Regions from separate parts of the Homo sapiens genome. Here region 1 is linked to region 2. Evidence: read pairs that join two places in POLR2A ChIA-PET (ENCODE). Cell type or tissue: PC-9. All regions are shown on one strand. Each heading gives the region's core, and the rest is flanking DNA. Links, peaks and the distances in the headings are about the cores only.

What was found. ChIA-PET counts read pairs that join two places held together with the same protein. Peaks named below come from ENCODE experiments on the same cell type or tissue, not always from the same donor. Only the 100,000 strongest peaks of a DNase experiment are listed, where the experiment ranks them.
Region 1: POLR2A ChIA-PET joins it to region 2 with 21 read pairs; 27 of 35 experiments call an interaction of 5 or more read pairs at or near these places.

What each region holds. Positions count from the first base shown.
Region 1 is chr19:44,772,963-44,775,869 of GRCh38, reverse strand. No RefSeq gene overlaps it. Among named protein-coding and RNA genes, the nearest start is that of CBLC, 3.5 kb to the left of the region's middle. In PC-9, for the core only: no CTCF peak of the experiment used is centred there; a DNase peak (open chromatin) is centred at 1,519; H3K4me3 peaks cover 546 bases; H3K27ac peaks cover 2,500 bases.
Region 2 is chr19:44,717,219-44,720,125 of GRCh38, reverse strand. The region is part of intron 1 of CEACAM16-AS1 (CEACAM16, CEACAM19 and PVR antisense RNA 1); the gene reads left to right. Among named protein-coding and RNA genes, the nearest start is that of CEACAM16-AS1, 6.5 kb to the left of the region's middle. In PC-9, for the core only: no CTCF peak of the experiment used is centred there; DNase peaks (open chromatin) are centred at 1,295 and 1,645; H3K4me3 peaks cover 613 bases; H3K27ac peaks cover 2,192 bases.

The DNA.
Region 1 (2,907 bases), core at 157-2,656, 56 kb before region 2:
CGGCCATAGCTAGCATTTATTGAATGCTTGCTGTCTATCAGGCCCTGTGTGTAATGCTTTGCAAACATTGGCACACTGAATTCTCAAAAGTCCTTTGAGGTCGGCGGGTAGGGGGCATAGGATGAGAGCCGAACCTCCCAATGCACCCTGAGCCCCTCCTTAGCCCCACCCCCATCTCGTAGGAATTGAAAATCTTAAAATTTTTCTTTAAATTAAAAAACGACCAAAAAGAAAATAAATAAAAAAATAAAATAAATAAATAGATTGGGCCGGGTGTGGTGGCTCATGCCTGTAGCCTGTAATCCCAGCACTTTAGGAGGCCAAGGCGGGTGGATCACTTGAGTTCAGGAGTTTGAGACCAGCCTGGCCAACATGGTGAAACCCTATCTCTGCTAAAAATACAAAAATTAGGCTGGGCACAGTTGCTCATGCCTGTAATCCCAGCACTTTTGGAGGCTGAGGTGGGTGGATCACTTGAGGTTAGAAGTTGGAGACTAGCCTGGCCAACATGGCAAAACCCCCTTTCTCAAAATACAAAAATTAGCTGGGCATGGTGTTGCGTGCCTGCAGTCCCAGCTACTCAGGAGGCTGAGGCGGGAGAATCGCTTGAATCCAGGAGGCAGAGGTTGCAGTGAGCCAACACTGCAGCACTGCACTCCAGCCTGGGTGACAGAGTGAGACTCCATCTCAAAAATAAATAAATAAAAATAAATAAATAAATAATTAAAATAATACAAAAATTAGCTGGGCATAGTGGTGTGCCTGTAATCCCAGTTACTTGTGAGGCAGAGGTAGGAGAATCGCTTGAACCCGGCGGGGGGAAGAGGTTGCAGTGAGCTGAGATCATGCTGCTGCACTACAGCCTGGGCGACAGAGCGAGACTGTCTCAAAAAACAAAACAAAACAAAACAAAACAAAACAAAAAACAAAACAGGATGAAAACCCATTAGCCTGAAAAAGTTCAAAGTGTTGACTGGCAAGTATTGGCAAGGAGCTGCTCTGAGTGCAAATGGACAAACTACATTGCAGAGCAATTTGGCAGCATCCACGAGACCTTTGGACAAATGGACAGGTCATTTGTCCAGTTACCTCTTTCAGAGCTGTGGCTTGTAAACACTTTTGCTGGACATTAATACAGCTATAGACACCTGAAGCAAAAGTTTCACAGAAGAGCTCTCACTCCGACTATGAGCATGCACTCTAATAGCTTCTATTTAATTCCATTTCATTAAAGGAAAAATTGTTTATAACCCACTAAATTGATTTCACAACCCACTAATGGATCTTGTTTGGCCGTTTGAAAGATACTGCCCTAAGAAACTCCAAGAGACATGTTCAGGGATGTTAATTGCATTCTTGTTGGAAGTGGAGGAAATTGGCAACAAGGTGGGTGTTCACCACCAGCAGCCTGACATAAATTGTGGTGTACTCTCACAATAAACTCTTGCGCAGCAATTAAGGTGAATGAACTGGACACAAATACCAACAGTGTGTGTCATAAACACATAATAATGAGTGGCCTGGGTTGAATCATTCCCCTCCCCACCAAGTTCATGTTCACTGGAATTTATGAATGTGACCCTATATGGAAATAAGGTCTTTGCAAATGTAATCAGATCAGGATAAGTTTCTACTGGATTAGGGTGGGTCCTAAATCTGACTGATATCCTTATGAAAAGGAAATTTGGATACAGTTACAGGTGCACACACACACACACACACACACACACACACACACAACATATGACGATGGCGGCAGAGAGATTGGAGTGATGCATCTATAAGCCAAACAACACCAAAGATTACCAGTGAACACCACAAGCTGGAAGAGGGGTGGTGCTCACGCCTGTAATCCTGTCACTTTGGGAGGCTGATGTGGGAGGATCGGTTGAAGCCAGGAGTTTGAGACCAACCTGGCAACATAGCAAGGCCCTGTCTCTACAAACAAAAACAAAAACAAAACAAAGCAAAACCAAAAAACCAAAAATGGTTGGGTGCAGTGGCTCACGCATGTAATCCCAGCACTTTGGGAGGCCAAGGCAGGCGGATCATGAGCTCAGGAGTTCGAGACCAGCCTGACCAACATGGTGAAACCCCATCTCTATGAAAAATACAAAACTTAGCTGGGTATGGTGGCACGCACCTGTAATCGTAGCTACTCAGGAAGCTGAGGCAGGAGAATCGCTTGAACCCAGGAGTCGGAGGCTGCAGTGAGCCAAGATCATGCCACTGCACTCCAGCCTGGGCGACAGCGCGAGACTCCGTCTGAAAAAGACAAAAACAAAGAACAACAACAACAAAAAAAAACTGGGCATGCTGGGATGCTGCCTGTGGTCCCAGCTACTCGGGAGGCTGAGGTGGGAGGATTGCTGGAGCCCAGGAGTTTGAGGCTTCAGTGAGCTATGATTGTGTTGCTGTACTCCAGCCTGGATGACCCAGTGAGATCTTGTCTAAAAAAGAAAAAAAATCTGCAACTATATGAACTCTTTTCCTAGATTTGACAGGTTTTTTTGTATCCACTTTGCAACTATAATAACTCTTTTTCCAGATTTGACTCAAAGTGGATACAAATGAAGTGAATGACATGAAAAGATGCTCCACAATGTGATCCACTAAGGAAATGAACATCAAAACCACAGTGAATGCTGCTTCACACCCACTACGATGACTGTCATAAACAAGACAGACAATCACAAGTGTTGGCAAGGATATGGAGAAATAATTGGAACCCTCTACGCTGTTGGTGGGAATGTAAAATGGTGCAGCTGCTTTGGAAAACAGTTTGGCAGCTCCCCAAAATGTTAAACACAGGGCTAGAGCATTCCTACGTATATATATATCCCAGAGAATTGGAAGCATATATCTACCCAAAGACTTGTGGAAACAACCTAAATGTCCATCAGTTGA
Region 2 (2,907 bases), core at 259-2,758:
CAGTGAGCCAAGATTGCACTACTGCACTCTAGTAGCCTGGACGAGAGGGCAAGACTCCATCTCAGGGAAAAAAAAAAAAAAAAAAAAAAATATATATATATATATATATATATATATACACATATATATATATGTATGTATATATATGTATGTTTGTGTGTATATATATATGTATGTGTATATATATGTGTGTGTGTGTGTGTGTGTATATATATATATATATATATATATATATATATATATATATATATATAAAATTAGCAGGTCATGGTGGTGAGCACTTGTAGTCCCAGCTACTTAGGAGAGTGAGGCAGGAGGATTGCTTGAGCCCAGGAGTTCGAGGCCACAGTGAGCTGTGATTGTGCGGTTGCACTCCAGCCTGGGCAACAGAGCAAGACTGTCTCAAAAAAGAAAACAAAAAAGAAATATAAAATGTAAAGTTGGGTTAGTTGTGTAAGTGATAAATGCTGTGAAGAATAAAGCCAGACAACTTTGGGTGTACAGGGGACCCCTCTGAGGAGGTGACATCTGAGCAGAGACCTGACTGGAGTGATGCAGGTGTCTGAGGGAAGGAAATTCCTGGCAGCGGGAACAGCCAGTGCAAAGGCCCCGAGGAAGGAGTTGCTTGATTTGTTCAAACAATAGCCAGGAGGCCAGGTGGCTGCAGTGAGTGAAGGAGAGGAGATGATGAAGGGAATGACGGGCGGGCAGGCCTGCAGACCATTGTAAGGACCCTGGAGTCCGATCCGAAGGGGAGATGCTCCAGGAAATGTGGCTTTACCTCTGGGCGCCTCAGTATCCTCTTCTGAGAAACATGCAACATGACACCTGCGTCTGAAGGTCTCTGTGAGGACTCAGGGAGCTCCTGCCTCCACAGGCAGGAGGCAGCCGCACAGGTGAGGCCCTTTGGCTGCACTGGTCCTGTGCAACCTTGCAGATTTGGGGTGCCCTCTCTGGACTCTGCATTCTCCACACTGTGTGTCAGGATGGGCTGAAGCTGATGGGGCTCATTCCTTGGTTCCCAAAGTCTGGCCTTGGCACCCCCTCCTCCATGCTCCTCTTCTGTCTCCTTCCTCTTTCTTCTCCTCTTCCTCCCCATCCCTCCTCCTCCTCCACCTCCTCCACCTCCTTCTTCTCCCTTTTTGCCCTGTTCCCCTTTTCTCCCTCCTCCACCCTCCTCCTACTCCCTTCTCTTTCCTCCTTTTTTTTTTTTCTCTCTCTCCCACCTCCCCCTTCCCTCCTCCCTGCTCTCCATCCTGAATCAACATTCCAGTCCATGGAAAAAAACAGGGCAGGCTTCCTTCCTCTCCCTGGCAGGGCTCCAGAGAGGGACTGGGCCATTGTGTATTCTGGCCTCAAGGTCACCCCGACTCCCTGCCCTCCCCAGTGTGGTTATTTGAGAAAAGGCAGCTTGGGTGAGGGGGAAGGGATTGGGGCTGAGAGGGGTATAGTCTGCCTCCCCACCCACGGCTGGTGGAACCTGAGGGCCCCCGGCGCCACCAGAGCTTCGTGGCTTAATGGGGGAGGCGAGGAGCCACTGCGGACCTGCTCGGGACAGTGAAGGGCGCCAGTCTCAGCCCTCATCTGAAACCTGCTCCGTGACCCTGGACTAGTTCCTGCTCCTCTCTGGACCAAATCCTGGCCCTGCTCCTTTCTGGCTGAGTAACTTTGGGCAAGTCACCTCCTCTTCTTTGTGGTGTCTCACTTTCCTTTTTTTTTTTTTTTTGTCAAACAGTCTCTGCATCTGAGTCCCCCAATTTCCCAGCTAACAAAAATTCCCTAGACCCTTTGTTAAAAATTCTGCTTTCCGGGCGTGGTGGCAGGCGCCTATAATCTCAGCTACTCGGGAGGCTGAGGCACAAGAATAGCTTGAACCCGGGAGGCAGAAGTTGAAGTGAGCTGAGATCATGCCACTGCACTCCAGCCTGGATGACAGAGCAAGACTCTGTCTCAAAAAAAAAAAAAAAAGAAAAAAAAAAGAAAGAAAATTCTTTCAAGTCCCCACCCTGGAGAGACAGGTTTTCTGGGCCCAGGCAGAAGCCTGGGATATATAACTTATTTTATTTTATTTTAATTTTTGAGACAGGGTCTTGTTCTGTCTCATAGGCTGGAGTGCAATGGCACCATCACAGCTCACTACAGCCTCAAAATCCTAGGCGCAAGCAATGCTCCCATCTCAGCCTCCCAGGTAGCTGGGATGACAGACAAGTACTGCCATGCCCAAATAATTCTGTTTTTTTTTTTTGTTTTTTGTTTTTTTTTGTAGAGATAGGGTCTTGCAATGTTGCCCAGGCTGTTCTTGAACTCCTGGCCTCAAGTAATCCTCCTGCCTCAGCTTCCCAAAGTGATGGGATAACAGGCGTTAGCCAGTGCTCTTCGCAGGGATGTTTACGTTAATAAACAGGAGATTTGGGAAATGTATTAATAGTTCCATTTCAAAGGGAAGCTTTGAGGAGCAAGTCAGAGAACCTGTGCTGAGAGCACCTACCCTGGAACCTGCGATGATGAGCATCGTGTTTCTAAAAGCTCATACACATTTATTATTATTGCTTTTATTACTTTTTTTTTTTTTTGAGACAGAGTCTCACTCTGTCTCCAGGCTGGAGTGCAGTGGCACGATCTAGGCTCACTGCAAACTCCGCCTCCTGGGTTCGAGCGAATTCTTCTGCCTCAGCCTCCCAAGTAGCTGGGACTACAGGTATGTGCCACCACGGCCAACTAATTTTTGTATTTTTTAGTAGAGACAGGGTTTCACCATGTTGGCCAGGATTGTTTTAATCTCTTGATCTTGTGATCTGCCTATTACTTTTTTTTTTTTTTGAGATGGAGTCCACTTTGTTGCCCAGGCCGGAGTGCAGTGGTGCAATCTCCGCTCACAGAAACCTCTGCCTCCTGGGTTCAAGTGAT